Regions from separate parts of the Mus musculus genome. Here region 2 is linked to region 1. A link is a loop called in an ENCODE intact Hi-C map of the cell type or tissue named here. Cell type or tissue: left cerebral cortex. All regions are shown on one strand.

Region 1 (8,000 bases):
CTTTCTTTCTTTCTTTCTCTCTCTCTCTCTCCTTCCTTCTTTCCTTCTCTCTCTTTCTCTCTCCCTCCCTTTCTTTTCTCTCTCTCTTCCTTCCTTCCTTCCTTCCTTCCTTCCTTCCTTCCTTTCTTTCTTTTTTTCTTTCTTTCTTTCTTTCTTTCTTTCTTTCTTTCTTTCTTTCTTTCTTTCTTTTGATTTATTCTTATTGATTTTATATATGTGTGTACACTGTTGCTCTCTTAGGACACACCAGAAGAGGGCATCAGATTCCATTACAGATGATTGTGAGCCACCATGTGGTTGCTGGGAATTGAACTCAGGACCTCTGGAAGAGCAGTCAGTGCTCTTAACCACTGAGCTATCTCTCCACCCCGAGGATTATTTCTTTAGACCCTTTAATGTTGTATTTAGGATTGCCCCCAGAACCAATTCTTATTGGAGTCTTACTGACTGTTTCCCTGTGCTGTTTGCCTTGGAACCATAAAATCTCTCTGCAAAGTTCTCTCTCTGGCCTGGCGTATGGAGTAGTTGTATGGGCTTTCTTTCATAGCACGAGTGACTGTCTAAGTTCAGACCTCAGCATCAGAAGCAAGGAGGAATTAGGCTACGAGTGAAATCAATACTACTAACCGACCCTAAAATACAGATCATTCTGTATCATCCAACTGTAGCCAACATAGTCCAAGGGTCTTTACAAATGAAGACAGAGAACAGAGTTGTTTTTCTCCTTTCATCCAGGAATTTCTGGGATGAAACTCAGGTTGCCAGGCTTGGTGGCAAGTGAGTTTATCTGCTGAGGGGGCCCAGCCATTATTGTTCATTTAAGCTTTTAACAAATAGTTCCAAGTGACAATCCTGCAAGATCACTGGGTTCTTCATCTCTGTGCTCTGACACTACTTTGTGTACAGGGAAAAAAAAAACCCACAAAGGAGATTGGTCAAAGCATGTGCATTCCTATCATAGCAGTTTGTACCATCCGCCTCTGCCGTTTCAGCATTGGCCTTTCTCCTCAGCTCAAGGACTGGGGTCAACCCTGGCTCTCTCAGCTGTTCTTTAATGATCAAAGGTTGACACAGTTGTGATATTTGTCCACATGACACATGACACTTAGACCTTTAGACCTTTGTATCTTGACAATCCTTCAGGAGTTGATGGAGAGTTTCCCCATCAGGTACGGCTGGTTGTTGGCGTATTCTACTCATGTGGTTCTCCAGGCTTGATCCCTAGAGCAGCCTTGCAGTTCTCTGGGAATTTGTCAGAAATTTAAATTCCTGTGCCCCACCCAGGCCCACTGAATTTGGAAATTCTAGGGCTGGTGGCCAGCAATCTGTGTTATAAAACCTTCCTCCTGGATTCTGAGCCATGATAAACATTGGGAATCCAATGTTCAGGTTGGTCTGCTATCTTACCCTTAGCCTCAAGAATGCACAGTTCTTCCGGTGGCAGACTTTTAAAATATAACCTGTTTTCTATACATAATTCTAAAATGATGTTTAAATACATATTTTTTAGATTTGTCTATACAGTCTTCCAAAGAATGGCGAACATTGTTTGTGCTTTCCTTGCAACCCAACTTTCATGAACATCTAATAATCCTATGATGTAGCCTCCAGCCAATTTTAAGTCTATAACTACAACCGCCCCTTTGTCTAACTTCCACAAACCAAGCCAGTATTCTCTCTGATCCAAATAACCCACGGTCAGTTACCAAACAACTAGACAAGTATCTGTGGTTTAGAATCCGCTGACAGTATCTACACTAGACATCCTCAATATATTCCTGCATCTCCCTTTCCTTTTCCACATACATTCCAATAATAGCTTTGGTCTGGGTTTTCCCTTCACTCCCAGCCAAACCCAATGCCTCTCCATATGCCCCTGCATGACATGGCACCCCATCTTTCAGGAAATGTAAGCCATAAAAATAATCTTTCAGTACATTGATCTCGCGGTGTTGTCACAGTCATCCGGGAAATTAAAATCCTGTGGGCATACACTGGAAGATTTGCCTAATAGAAATAGAAGCAAGGTGCCAACCAAGGAAGTGAGAAAATTGGGACAAAGACAAAATGGGAACACAGAAAATTTGATGAAGCCTGAAAAATTCATATGCATCAGGCACTCTGTAAGGCTTCTACCTTTGCAGAAGAAAGGGAAGTGGTGACCTAGCACGTCAAACTGCCAAAGAAAACACATACTTACCTCAAATATTCAGGGAGTCACAAGACAACAGCCAAGCAGTTCTGAGAAGCAAAGCTCTTCCTGGTTTGGGGAATGGAAAGATCACCCTGCCCCCTCCCAGATTCTTTATAGAGCCTATTGGAACAGTTGCATCTTGCCTAGCTCCCAAGGACAAGCTGTGGAGAGCCACTTCTTTTCCATCTCTCAATTTAGATTGTAGCGTAAAGTCCAAAGCATATTTAGCAACCTCATCGCATGAGTGTTGTGTTTGAATCTGAGGTCTGGAACTGGTGTTTGCTCTCTTAATGATTTACTTAATCTAAAAAGAAACATACTGCATGAAGCCCTAGTCTTTTCCAGCACTTTAAAGATACACATTATCATCCACAAAATTAAGTCTCCCTATCATTATTCTATTGACCAATTAAAGAGACAAGTAATAATGAAACAGGTAAAAAGGAAATTTACTCATTATGGCCACATAGGGAATTGGAGGAAGCAAAAGGGTACAGTTATCACCAAGTCCACCGTCAGGAGTACTGACCAGAGGTTTAAGTCTATATAGAGAGCTAGAGATAGTTGTAAATTGAGCACTCCTGCCTGGTTAAGGTGTGATAGGACTGACCTAGCACTGTTTCGGCTCACTCCGGTCTATCTTGCAAAGTGGTCTGAGAAGTTGTCAGAGCTACGAATCCTGGGAGGCAAGCTCCTTCTCTGGATAGCGCTAGGCCTTCAGTGTTGTTTCCATTTCTCCAGGATGAAAATACCTAAAATTTAAAACATTATTTGGAGTATAATGTTTCAACAGTCTGATGGCCTGAGGGGCGCTAGTGTCTCCTCCCCTACCACAGTGGTTATGTTAGTGGTCTGGAGGACAGGTGGAGACTTTCCAAGTTCTCTTTCAATATTATTAATTTCAGTTGAGCTGTTAGGGCTAGTGAGGAGACTAGGCAGTCTAGGGTCAGATAAATATCACCGTCAATGCTTTTAATAGACAGCCAGATACTGAAGGCTTTCATGATGGTGACTCTCAACGACTTGTCTGACCATCTAGGAAGGAGGGAGAGATGGCATTTGGAATGGGATTGGGATCCACAGCCTCATAAAATAGCTCCAATTCTCAGCTCTCAGTGTTTTATCGCAATCTCCGCTCAGATTCAGTATGCACGGCTGAGGCATAGCCAGCCACAGTCAGGCCAAAACAAGACGTAAAGTGGGGAAGTCATGCTTGCTCCAGTGTTCAGATCACTCCTGTCAGACTGGAGCCGGAGCTGACAGGTTTGGTTGTGGTCAAGCTGCACATTTGAATCCAGCCAAGAGACCGGAGTGAAAGGTTCAAGCCAGGAAAAGACCTGAGTCAGGGGGTAAAAAGGCAAGGTCAGTGGATCAGGGCGGAGCCTGCGAACGGCTGGCGCGAGGTTGGGGCGGGCCCGGAGGCGGGGTCTAGTCCAGTGAGACTCGCGCCTGCGCAAGGACAGACCGGGAGGCGGGGCCGCGCACGCGTAGTGCGAGGGCCCTGGAGGGCGGAGTCCAGGAGGGTGCCGGCCTAGGGAGGGGGCGCGGCGTCGGTGAAGTCCGGCGCTCCCGCAGGCCGAGGAGGCGATGCTGGCTGCTGCGGGGCAGGCGGCTGGACAGACCGGGATGTGACGGAACTGCCTCTCGCCTCTCTCCCATCCTCGGGCGGGCAGGTCGCTGGGCGACCGGCAGCCGGGCCGCGGCCGAGGAGGCAACGCGACCTCCGCACGGTGAGAGTCGGGGGTCAGGGCCGGGGTCTCGGGGCGCCCGAGGCTGCCTGGCTCCGGGGCGCAGCGCGGGCGGACGGAGGGCCGGGTGTCCTTGGCCAGCAGCGCTCTGGGACGACCCTCGGAGCCCCCGCCCCCTCTCCCGAGCCGCCTGCTGTGCAGCGGGCAGGCCGGATGCCCCTGCTCGGTGGTGCTGTGACGGGAAGGGGCCGCGGGATGCCCGGGCTGCAGCCTTCCTGCACCGGGAAATCAGGGCGAGGCAGAGATGCCCTGGGATTTCAAAGCCTGGATGCTCGCGTTGGTGAGGGAAAGTACCTGAGAGCCCGGAATGAGTGGGATTTTTTTTTTTTTTTTTTTTTTAAATCACTGAGTCAAAACAAAGACACGCCCTAAAACACGTCTTGAGAACTTTGGTGGATTACGGGGCGTCTGTAGGTTCAGGTGCTTTACGCCCCTCCTCTCCCTCTTTTGGACGTCTATTTTTATACATTTTTTTTAAAAATGTACCTACTTTCTTGACAAAGTAAAGGGAGGGGGCAATCCATTTGAGGTGGTCGTTGCTCGTAAAGCCTGATTTTGAATTTCAATAATTGCAAATTCATCTTTGCTGGCTACCTAGCCAATTAGGTTTGCTGATCATAAAATAGGCCTTAGCCATGGAAATGACTAGTGCACAGACTCTTCGCCGTTCAAGATTGGAATGCCCTGTTTCACTTAAGGAGAGAGAAAAACCAGGTGGTTCACGCCTTTATCCTGGCATTCAGGACGCAGAGGCAGGTGGATTTCTGTGAGTTCCAGGCTAACCTAGTCTACATAGCAAGCTTCAGAATAGCAAAAACTACCTGGACCTTGTCTCAAAAAACCCAAGCTGGGGGAGGACGGTTATGAATGAGAATAAGCATTTACCTTTTTTTTTTTTTTTCAGAGTAGCCGTTTGAAAAAGCATTTTTTTTGGGGGGGTCAAGAACATTAAGTATTAGTGAGACATATGTATTTAGACAGTTGATTAAAGTATCATCATTTAGATTAAAAAACTGGAATCAAATTTAATGCAAAGGATAACTATAAAGTATGCGTTAAAATGTATAGTGTATAATTGGTAAGGGATGTAAACGTTGATGAAGGGTTTGCATTGGATGAAGTCAGTCTTCTTTCCAGACTTTATTAATGTTTGTCTCTCTTAATTTGTTAGAGTGCATTGCTCTTCTCTTATATGGTGGTTTTCTTCCTTGTTCTCAGCAACACTGACCTCAGTCTCTAGGTTAAAAATACTTAACAACCCTTAACCTGTAATTTGTTCTGTTTCTTTAATACGTCATAACAAGAAAGCCAGAAGCCGCCCTTCGCGCAGGAACTTTTTTATTCTACCTTCCCTCAGGTAGAATCTTTTTGCTTGTTGCCATATTGCTTTTACTATTGTGGGTGAAGAAGAGAATTTTAATTTCATGGTTAGAATTCCTTCAGTCTTTTCCAGTTTCTGGTGCTTGTCTGCGTTCTCGTTTCGTCTACAGTTACACATGTCCTCTCCATGGGACTGTTTGCAGTTCACAGACGATGGCATCTTCCTTTGTTTCCTGGGTCCAGAATTGTCTTCCTAGTAAACATCTTGCATCCCCGCTAGAGCATTGAGCTTGAGTCTTGTCTGGGCATTTCATCTCTTGTTTTCACTGCTCCAGCAGCACCAGGCCACGCTGCACTGAGCAGTTCATCAATTAGGAGTTAACGATTTGCTGATATAGGTCTTCCCCAGGCTTCTGAGTTTCTTCTTATGTTTGCTGCTACAGCACATACTGCTAAAATCTATTTACTCAGTGCATTTTGAGGAAAGGGTCCAGGCTTGAGTGCAGATTTAAGATAAGCTAAATATGTTTGGACTCTCTTAGTACCAGAAAAATTGGAAGAAAAAAATCAGTATTTTAAAAAAATGACTTTTAGAGAAATTGTATGTACTGGTGTTTTACCTGCTATTCTGTGTGTGGGTGTCAGATCTCCGGGAACCAGAGTTACAGACGGTTGTAAGATGACGTGTGGTTGCTGGGAATTGAACTGGGGTCCTTTGAAAGAGCAGCCAGTGCTATTAACTGCTGAGCCATCTCTCCACCCCCAACATTACTACTTTTATTTGTTTAAGGATGAAATAAGAGCTGATACTGTTTGGGATGACATCCTGGTTATGAGAGGAAAAAAGTCGTTCTACTTGAAGATGGAGGAATGAAGGCCATGGCCAGTAAGGGTTAGTCTAGAACTTTATTTTGAGGTGCAGGGGTTTGCCCACAGCTATGACTAGAAAGGGACAGGTCTGGGAACTTGGGCGTCCTTTGGCCATCTTTGTAGTTTACTTTTACTCCCCTCTATCCTAATTCTAAATACGTTTCTTTTTTTAAATTGCATTCATCTATCCTGTGAGTGTGCTCTTGCTCATGCGCCTGTGCTCAGTGCGTGCACTGGGACCTGGGTGAGTAGGTCCTCTGTGGGAGTGCATTCCCTTTTGCCAGCATGTGGGTGCGGGCGATAGGCTTGATGACAAACAAGTACCTTGAGAGTCTCACTGTAACCCAGGCTAGCCCAGAACTCAATGGGTTGCTTAGCTCAGTCTGAGCTCAAATCTCTGCAGCCCCACCTTACCCCCTAGCCTTCTGAGTGTCAGGGTTACAGAAAGGAGCCATCAGTGCCTAGCTTCTAATTTTTAATGAAGGGTTTACCATCCTGGTTCAGTACGAGAGAAATGGATATTTATTATAAAAGGGCTATGTTGGTAGATATTAAATTGGAAAGATTTAGCAGATCATTTGGTTTACTGCTAAAATAGCTTTGAATAACTAAAGCCTGAAAAAGCAAGTAGCTTGCCTCTGTCTCCATCTAACCTCTGTGTCACAGTTCCTGACCTCTTGTTTGCTTGCTTCTCACTGTTCCAGAGAGCAGTCCGTTTGTGCTTTCCTCCTCGCTAGCTGCTACCACTCCTTGGGACCCAGAGCCCTTGAGTGGCTGGGAAACGTGACACCTCATTTGGGAAAATAGGAGAAACTGGACCTTTACCACTCCTGACTGGAGCTTGATAATAAGTTGGTGTTGGGAGCCTCTGGTTGCCATATGGAGACTGCACAGTTCCTTCTGGTGGTAAAGTGAGATTTTGGTATAACTGGGCTACAGCTGGTTAATAGCATGGCTAGAATTACATGTATGGTTTGCCTGTTGTGAAAACAGCTGCTCTGAGTACTCCTGTGATAAAGTTGATAATTGTAGATTTATGCATCTTGCACATCAGTTTTCAACTACTCGAATAGTGTAGTAGGCCTCACTAGTTCTAGAAGACAATAAGCAATTCCTAGTTTCTTATCAATTTCAAATAATTTTATACCACTGGTTGGTGTATAAATGCAACCTTTAATCTGGGCTTTAGTATTTGATGGTTTTCTTTTTGCTAGTTTTTATACCATTGGGTTAATTGTGCTGTGTTACAGGAAATAGTTCCTTACTTCTAAGTGGACAAGTGCCTTGGTTATTGTTTTGTAAGCAGTGCAGTTAGTCTATTTAGGTGACTTAGATGGCCTTACTAAAATGCCACTCCCTGTCCTGTCAGGACTCTGCAGTTCACATATGGCCACATAGTCATCTTTTTTTTTTTTCTCCCTGAGGCTAAAGGCCCTTGGGAGGGAGGAATTACAGCATCAGAGGCTATGAACGTTTTATCAGTTTCAAAAGCTCTTGCTAGCTTTACTTTAGAAAGATCTGCACTTCTCCCAGCAGAATTTTAGTTGAATAATTTGTCATACTTTCATTGCCTTTTGTTTTGAGTTAGTCTTTTCAACAATAAGGATAAGAGGTCTTTCTGTCTCACAATTAAAAAGACACTTGCAGGTTTTATCCCAGTTTTATTCTCTCCTCTCTGTGGATGGGTTGTCATTTACCCACAAAGTCACTGAAATAGTTTTACTAATTTTTATTAGCATTAACACTCCAAATATTATTTTTGTTATGTTTTATATTTAGTTATTGAGACAGAGTTTCCTGAAACCCTGTCTGACTTTGAGTCCTGGTCCTTCCTATTCTACCTTCCATGAATTATAGGCCTCACTTAG
Region 2 (8,000 bases), 64 kb before region 1:
AAGGGTTGAAGACAGGCGGAGCCAGAAGACAAGTAGCAAGAGTGGGAGGTATCAGCTTTGTCCAAGTCTCTGGATTCTCACGAGATAAGAAACAGGCCAAAGGGATCAGCATCCAAGCCCAATCTCAGTGAAGACATGGGAAGAAGGCAGATTGGCCAGGCTGTGACCAGGAATATTTTGAGCTCTGCCCTTCAGCTTCCTGGAAGAGGAGAGTTAGGACCAGTCTAGGAATAATGGGAAGGGACAGAAGCCCATCCAACAAAAGTCCAAACAAAGCCACTCATTTCTAAGACCCCAATCTACCCTATTCTCAATTTCCCCTGTGAACTTTAGAGTGTCTCTTCATCTTTGGGCACTCGCAGGATCTTGAGTGCATGTAGGAAAGGCTTCTCCTCTGCCCTGCTTCCCATTCACCTCTAGTACCCCTGCCTTGCCCTTCCATGGAGTAATTCAGCTGTCTCTGGGTCAAGAGAGACCAAGGAAGGATGTGGCTCAATAATGCTTGAGATCCATCTTACAGTAGGACGTTGGTACAGTCCCTAAGCTTCATTAACAATCAGAAGTCTACCCATTCCCTGCACTTGGATAGGCTTGGCTGAAGTTAGGCATCAGCTCCCAAATATCTGGAGCTCCCTAGGGCCCATTTATCTGCCTTTATAGGCAGATTTCCTGGCCTGTAAGTTAGGTCTCTCCCCACTTCTCTCCCTCACATGCCTGTGAAGCAATTGATGATCCTCGGGGCTTGCTAGATTTCTTTCCTCCATTCACTCATGTGTGCCCTCAATTGTATCTATCAGTACAGTGTCCTGTCCCCCACATGCACAAATACAACAAGTTTAGAAAGGCTCACCAGCAAGGACCCTTAGTTCATGTTGCCCATCCCTGGCTTCACCATGCTCTGTGAAAGTTCCCGAATCCTCAGAAACCTGAGGCCTCATCACAGCGAGGATAATGAGCGCAAAGGGAGAAGCTCTGCAGCCTGAGAAGTCAGGGAAGAAGAGTGAGGACCAGAGACATTGTGCTGCAGTCTCAGCTACAGAACCCAAGGACCCAAGGAGTGTAACACCAAGGACTGCGGCCATCACTGCTTTCCTGGGGAGCCTGTCTGAACTTCCCTTCCAATCTCATTGGCTTCAGCACTCTTTGCTTCACTGAGATGCAGACCTCTAGGATGAACTCAGAAAAAGTCAACAGGAATCAGGCCAACTGCAGGAACCAGGCAAGCACCAGGCCCCAGAACAACACTGCAAGCAGCACTTCCTTCTTTGTATGCCAGCATCCACTTAGTGCTTGTAATCCTATCTCTGTCTTTTGCTCTTGTCCCCACCTCTTCTGTGTGTGTGCGTGTGTGGGTGTGTCTGTCTGTCTCTTTCTTTCTTTCTCTTTTTGTACACACACACACACACACACACACACACACACACACACACACACACTCAACAGCTAATATGTGCCACACACAGTGCATGGCAATGGTGACATGAGCCTGTGCCAGGGTCAATTCAGTCACCTCAGGAAGATGGCTATTACACTCTACCATGACATTTGCAAGCGAAAAAATAAAAACAAAAACAGAAAACAAAAAAAGAGGACTCACAATGTCTCAGATGTCAAAGTAGAAATTCCTGAACAACTTCATCCATGCAATTGCAATTAGACTTAATAAAAGGGCCTGAAAAGACAATGCTGGAATTTCAATCAATTTCTTTAAGTCCTTAGAACAAAACTGAACCACTTTTCTCAAACCATGTGAAGTAAGTATGTAGGCCGAGATTCACAGTCACACCATTCAATTCTGAGTTTCAACAAAATTAGACTGGGTTTCCACTTTCAGCCCCATTCTGAATTAAAAAGAAAATTCTGAGGTTTAGCCAGAGAACCTAAATGCTGCTGTGATTTCTGATTTTTCCCTTGAGAGTTAGTTCAGTTAGAGAAAGTCACGGTATAAGCACGCCCGTGCCATGAGCAGCCTCTGTCTCTGCTGCCCCCTTGGGGATGAAGAACCCTCTTTGCCCAGGTTTTCTGTCTTCTTGATCTCAATGGATACTGATGTGGTCCCAAGGTTCTGAGACCATCAAAAGCCTCTTCCTCGACCAAAATGTATGTTATGGGCTCAGTTCTCTTCTCCCAACAAAACAAAAGCCAAACAACAACAGCAAGAAAAAAAAAACCCCAAACCCCACCCTGGAAGCAAAGTCTCCACAGAAGTAGGTTAAGTGAGGGTGTTGCCCTAATGTCACAAGATGATTCCTTTCTACGAAGGGACAGCACAGAGCCAGGCCTCTAGCTACCTGTCCCCTCCCATGCATCCAGCAAGTCAGGACCATGTGAGCCCAGAGAAAGGCTGCCAGCTGCACCCCTAGAGCACAAGCCTCACTCGACACCAACGTTAGCAGGAACCTGAGCTCAGATTCTGAGCTTAGGACCCCATGGAAGAGGTGTATGTGTGTTAGATGAGCCTCAGGCCTATGGGGCTGTGTTACAATAGCACTAGCAAGCAAATAGTTTTTGACCAAAGCTCATTTAAAACAGAGTAATAGCAGAAGAGAATGGGAGCTTAGAATGAGCTCCCTGGGATGCCCAGGGCCACTAATACGAAATTCCAGCTCAAATGATATCATTTTAATTTAAAATGTGAGAGCCAGGCATGGCATCACGCACATTTTCCCCATACACACACACACACACACACACACACACACACACACACACCCTTTTGAGACAAATCTCATGTAGCCCAGGTCTTGACCTCTTCATTGCAGTTAAGGAAGACCTAGAACTTCTGTTCCTTTTGTTCCTGTACCCAGTTTATGTTGTACTGGGGATCAATCCCAGGGATGCAGGCTTGGTAGGTAAAGTCTCTATGGACTGAGCTACACTCTCGGCCTTCTGATACATTGTTGTGACACAGAAAGCTTCTGTTTTCCCAGTTAGAAAGACTCTTGGTCAGTTTGTTTAAATATAAGCTCACTCTTCGTGCACAAACTCCTGGTTCCCGTTTTCTATCCCGGTAAATGCCGATGCTTATCAGTCCTGTCTTTTAGGCAATAAAAGAGAAAAAGGTAAGCAAAGCTCTAATATGCAGGAATCCTTCATGGGTCGGTGAAGGTGTGCAGTGCCTAGCTGCTACCACAAGGTGGCAGTGCTCTCTCAATGATGACTTAATGTTGGGCCACCTGCCTGGTGGCGCCTTTTGGGAAAAGCCTATGAATTCCCAGCCCAGGCTGCTGGATCTTCTCTGAGCTTTCTTTAGTCTGTTCTAAGTACTGAGGTCTGTAGCTTGCCTGTTTCTTAATCTTAAGACCCCATTTCTCTCCTTGAAAGAAGCAGAATTATATGTACGTTGTCTGGAGTGATTGCAGACAGCGCCCATAAAGTCCCCTTTTCTCTGCCTTCAAAAGCATCACCGGAAAGTTTAGTTGGATGTGAAACTTCAGAACCCTCCCACATAGGACAGAGGTGCCGCTAGGCCACTTATGGCCTGGTCTTTGTCTAACTTGGATGTTAGGACACTCCCTGGACATTTCTGGCTTTGGAGTCTCGGGTAAAAACAAAACAAAAACCAAATCGGTGACAGTCATAGCTCTGGATGCTGAGATTCCATGTGAACAAACACAAACTGTGAACTACTGAGTGCTGGGTTTGAGGGCACTCTGGTACAGCCCCTGGAGAAGCGGCTGGTGCACATTCTCACTGCGTGCCCTTTAAGGGTAAACAATATTTCCGAGGAACAAGAGCTAGGAAACTTCTGGATGAAAACCAAAAAGCACAGCCCCTGAGCCTCCGCTCTCCTGTCAATCATGGTCACTGGTTGCTTCTTTCTCAAGCTGTTCCTTGGCTCCAATGCTGCACACCTGTTCTTCTCTCTGCCCATCAAACTCTCTTAACAATGGCCTCCGTTGTCTCTGTGCGTTGTTTCTTTGGCTCAGCTGCTCTCCCCACTGCAGCTGTTGGGCATCGGTGACAGCTTCGCCCCTCTAGGTAGGAGTCAGTGTGGCAGCTTGGAAAGCACTTAGAATTCACAGTCAGGAAGACCTGGGCAAGAATCCAAGTTTTTCCACTTAGTCAATATGACAGTCTCTGGCAACTCCGGCACTCCAGGCTTCTTTTAGCCCCCTCTGTAAAACCTTTATGACACCCAGTTTTAGATAATTGGTTTAGCAAACATTCTCTCATCCGCAATATATGATGCTGGAGTGGATTATCCTCCATCATTTCTGATGTCTGACCTCTGTTATTGCCAAACTCGGTGATAGAGTTTAGGTCTTAGATACCCCCTAAAGACTCATGTTTACGAGTGGCTCAGAAGTCTGTGTTGTTATTAGGGGATAGGTGGGGATTTTAAGAGCAGGGACCTAACAGAAAAGTTTACTCATAAGGTAACAGCTTTACATGTCCCCCTGGCATGATGGCTCTTTGGTATGGACCCCAATGCACCCACAGGCTAAAGCCTGCAGAACTTTGAGCCATGGCGAACCTTTCCTATTTCTAAGTTGATTACCTCGGGTATTGTTACAGTAATAGGCAGATGCTAACAGAATTGTCTTAGCCAGCATCCACTTCTACCGCTGGCACATCTCTTGGTCATTTTCTTTCCACTGACCACCTCCTCCTTCAATATAAATTTCCCCCCTCACCCATACTGTTTTATGTTGAGCCCATCCCTCTCCGCACTGCATGCCTTGCAAAGGTACCTATTCCTAAAGCAACCATCCCAGATAACATCTATGCTAACCACACTTTAAGAAGGAAAACAGAATAATTTCCCTTTAACAAATGCAGGATGAAGTTTGAGAGGACCTGTACCACGGGCACAAAAAAAAAAAAAAAAAAAAGGACTCCTTGAAGTAGCATCATTTCACAATGCTTGGGCCACAGTGAGTCCTTAGTGTGGGCTACCTTTTCTCCATCCAGTCCTCCTTTGATGCCTTATGCTGCCCTCTGGATCAGTGGTTGCTCATGAAGAGCGGGCAGCAGAGTTATGACGGCTGAGTGACAACCAGAAGCAATAACCATCTCATCCACCAATTCCTTACTACTTAACCCCCATAAACTCCTCAAAGCTTAACTCTCCTTTGTGCGTGTGAATTTCTTGGGGTCTGGAAATTCAAAAGGCAGCCCCTAGGCCAGACTCAAGCTCACCTGGGGAACAGAACTCTCGGAACCACCCACTGCTCCTAGATTTGAATTTTAATGAACACATCAGGGGCTTTTGTGTGTGCTTTAAACCTGAGTGGTTGCACAGCCTGCAGATATCTGGGCTCAACCCAGATGATGTGGGCATCGTCTGATATAGCAGTTTTGATTATTAATGTATTTTTGATGACTTCTCACATATATAATGTACATTTTGGATGTTTTTAGTCCCGTTTCCGTCTTCCACTCCCTTCCCACTCTGACTGAACCCTTCCTTCTTTCATCAAATGAGGCTCCTTCCTACTTGCAGTTTGTTGATTGACCCGCTGCTGAGTTTAATTAGGGTTGCTTGCATGAGCACAGATGAGGTGTGGGTTTATTCACTGGACCTGGACCACGGGCAATGTATCCATAGCGATAGCACTGAAGACAATGACGCTCCTCTTCCCCATCAGATCTTGGATGCTGTAAGCTTCCCAGGAAAAGTGGGACCTCCTGACTTCTTCCTCGTGCAAAATGGAATGTCCAGATTGACCCATCGTGTCCAGGTCTTGTGTGTGGGTAACCACAACTAGATACACTGGACTGGTGTGGGACTTCTCAAAGTCCTTTGGGGATTATAATAAGCAAATCAGATTGAAACGCATTGTTATTGGATATTAAGGACCCTACGGCTCCATGAGACATGAGTTATCACCATAAAATGGCTATAAGTTCTCTCTGAGGACGCTCTTTACTGAGGTGTATGTATGTATGTGTGAGTGCACATATCTTTCTCCAGAAGTTAATTCCTTCTTTGTACATCCCCCTTGTCTCATAGCTTATTTCCATCTTTCTCTTACTAATTTCTATAGTTTCAAAGACTATTGATAAGGAATCACCTGTGTCCAAGGCTTTCCACTTTGTCATCATAATGTTATTTAGAAGATAAGAAGGCCAGGTCTTGTGATGGAGAAAGGAAGGCACAAGAGGACACAAATACTGCTGCAGGTGTCACAGTAAAGAGGAAACATGCCTCCTGACTCCTGGCTCAGAGATTTTCATGTACAAGTGCAGCCAGAGTGAGCCGAGACTGGTTAAAGGCAGTACCTCACACACACACACACACACACACACACACACACACACACACACACACACGTACGTACGTGCACACCTCATACAGTGCACAGGGATTACCTGTGTTCTCGATAAGCACGGAAGCTGGTTTGATATGTTGAGGAGTGAGCCTAGAATCTGCATGTCCAAAGCTTCCCAGGTAAGGCTGACACATTTTTTTCAACAGTTTTAAACAGCTCAACAAATATTTACTGAGCCTAACCTGAAATCAAGGAGACAATCTAGGCACACAATATCCTTCTGGTTTACAGCCCATTGACAAGAAGAAATAATAAGAATGATGATTGTCCATGGAGAGAAATACTCCAGAGGACCAGAAAGAACCAGGAAAGGTGGTCAGGAGCGATATGGTTCAGCAGGTGACACTGGAACAATAACTTACAGACCAAGAGTATGCTAGGGCAGGAGCAATGGGATAAATGTTCCAGTTGAAGGAACAGCAGCAAGTGGGGAATGAATGAACAGCAGCTCAAGAAACCAAGGCAGGGTCAGAGAAGAAAGAAGCTTAGGACATGTTTGCCTGTCAAGGCCGAAGGATAAAAGAGAGGAGAAGAGTAATGAAGTTATTTATCTGTTTGTTTTTGTTTTGTAGCTCCAGGTTAGCCTAAAACCTCCTTAAGATGTTCAACTTGGCCCAAACAATCCATGCTCCTATCTCAGCCTCTCTCAGTGCTGGGATAGCATGAACCACCACACAAGATTTCGAGAGCAGTTGAAGACTTTAAAGGATTTAAGCCAGGAAATAGCCAGTAGCTGATCCCTTCTCTGCCATGGTCAGGACCTGCAGTGTAGGACATTGACCAGAAGAACAGGGAAAGTGGCTGTGGGCTAGCCCAGAGGTGCTGCTGTCTAGGGATCAGAGGTGGGGGGTAAGGATATCACAAGAAGATATGAGCAGATTTTTTAAATATAGTTTTTAAAAGATATTTTGTGACATGAGCAATTTGAACAGTTTTTATCAATTTTAATGTTCCTGTTACGTTTTTTTGTTTTTTGTTTTGTTTTTTTTTTTCTTTGTCACATAAGAAGAGAGGGGCTGGTGAGATGGCTCAGCAGTTAAGAGCGCCAACTGCTCTTCCAAAGGTCCTGAGTTCAAATCCCAGCAACCACATGGTAGCTCACAACCATCCGTAAAGATGCCATCTTCTGGAGTGTCTGAAGACAGCTACAGTGTACTTACATATAATAAATGAATAAATAAGCCGGGCGGTGGTGGCATATGACTTTAATCCCAGCACTTGGGAAGCAGAGGCAGGTGGATTTCTGAGTTCAAGGCCAGCCTGGTCTACAAAGTGAGTTCCAGGACAGCCAGGGCTATACAGAGAAACCCTGTCTCCCAAAAAACATAAATAAATAAATAAATAAATAAATAAATAAATAAATAAATAAATAATTTAATTTAATTTAATTTAAAAAGAAATCCCTTAAGAAAAAAAGTGATGAGGGAGGAAAGGCCTCTTGTGGTTCATGAATACAATGTTTCAGTCCGTTGAATACAATGTTTCAGTCGGTCATAGCATTGCAGCCAGAAAGCACAGAGAGAGGACCTTTCTCTGGCAGCTGGCCAGCTATCTTCATTTCAGCTTTCATCTAGGTCCCTTGCCCTATGGCATGATGCCACCATCACTCAGAGTGACAAGTTAAAGAGCAGCTTGGAAGCTACATGAAAGCATGTATGAAGAAAATGAAGACAAATTTTAGGAAGAACAAACTCAAGTCCAGATATCTGATTTTCATACCTCCCT

What was found. Peaks named below come from ENCODE experiments on the same cell type or tissue, not always from the same donor. Only the 100,000 strongest peaks of a DNase experiment are listed, where the experiment ranks them.
Region 2: it touches region 1 in a loop (2.8-fold over the local background); 15 of 42 quality-filtered maps call a loop at or near these places.

Annotation. Positions count from the first base shown.
Region 1 is chr14:36,964,466-36,972,465 of GRCm38, reverse strand. It overlaps Ccser2 (coiled-coil serine rich 2), which reads left to right and starts at 3,702. Exons shown (of 11, transcript NM_027045.1): 1 at 3,702-3,924. In left cerebral cortex, no CTCF peak of the experiment used is centred here; DNase peaks (open chromatin) are centred at 3,652 and 4,055; H3K4me3 peaks cover 2,486 bases; H3K27ac peaks cover 1,131 bases.
Region 2 is chr14:37,028,593-37,036,592 of GRCm38, reverse strand. Rgr (retinal G protein coupled receptor) reads left to right here. Exons shown (of 7, transcript NM_021340.4): 7 at 1-1,684. Among named protein-coding and RNA genes, the nearest start is that of Rgr, 16 kb to the left of the region's middle. In left cerebral cortex, CTCF peaks have their summits at 1,979 (motif pointing left) and 3,131 (motif pointing right); DNase peaks (open chromatin) are centred at 1,977, 3,141 and 3,876.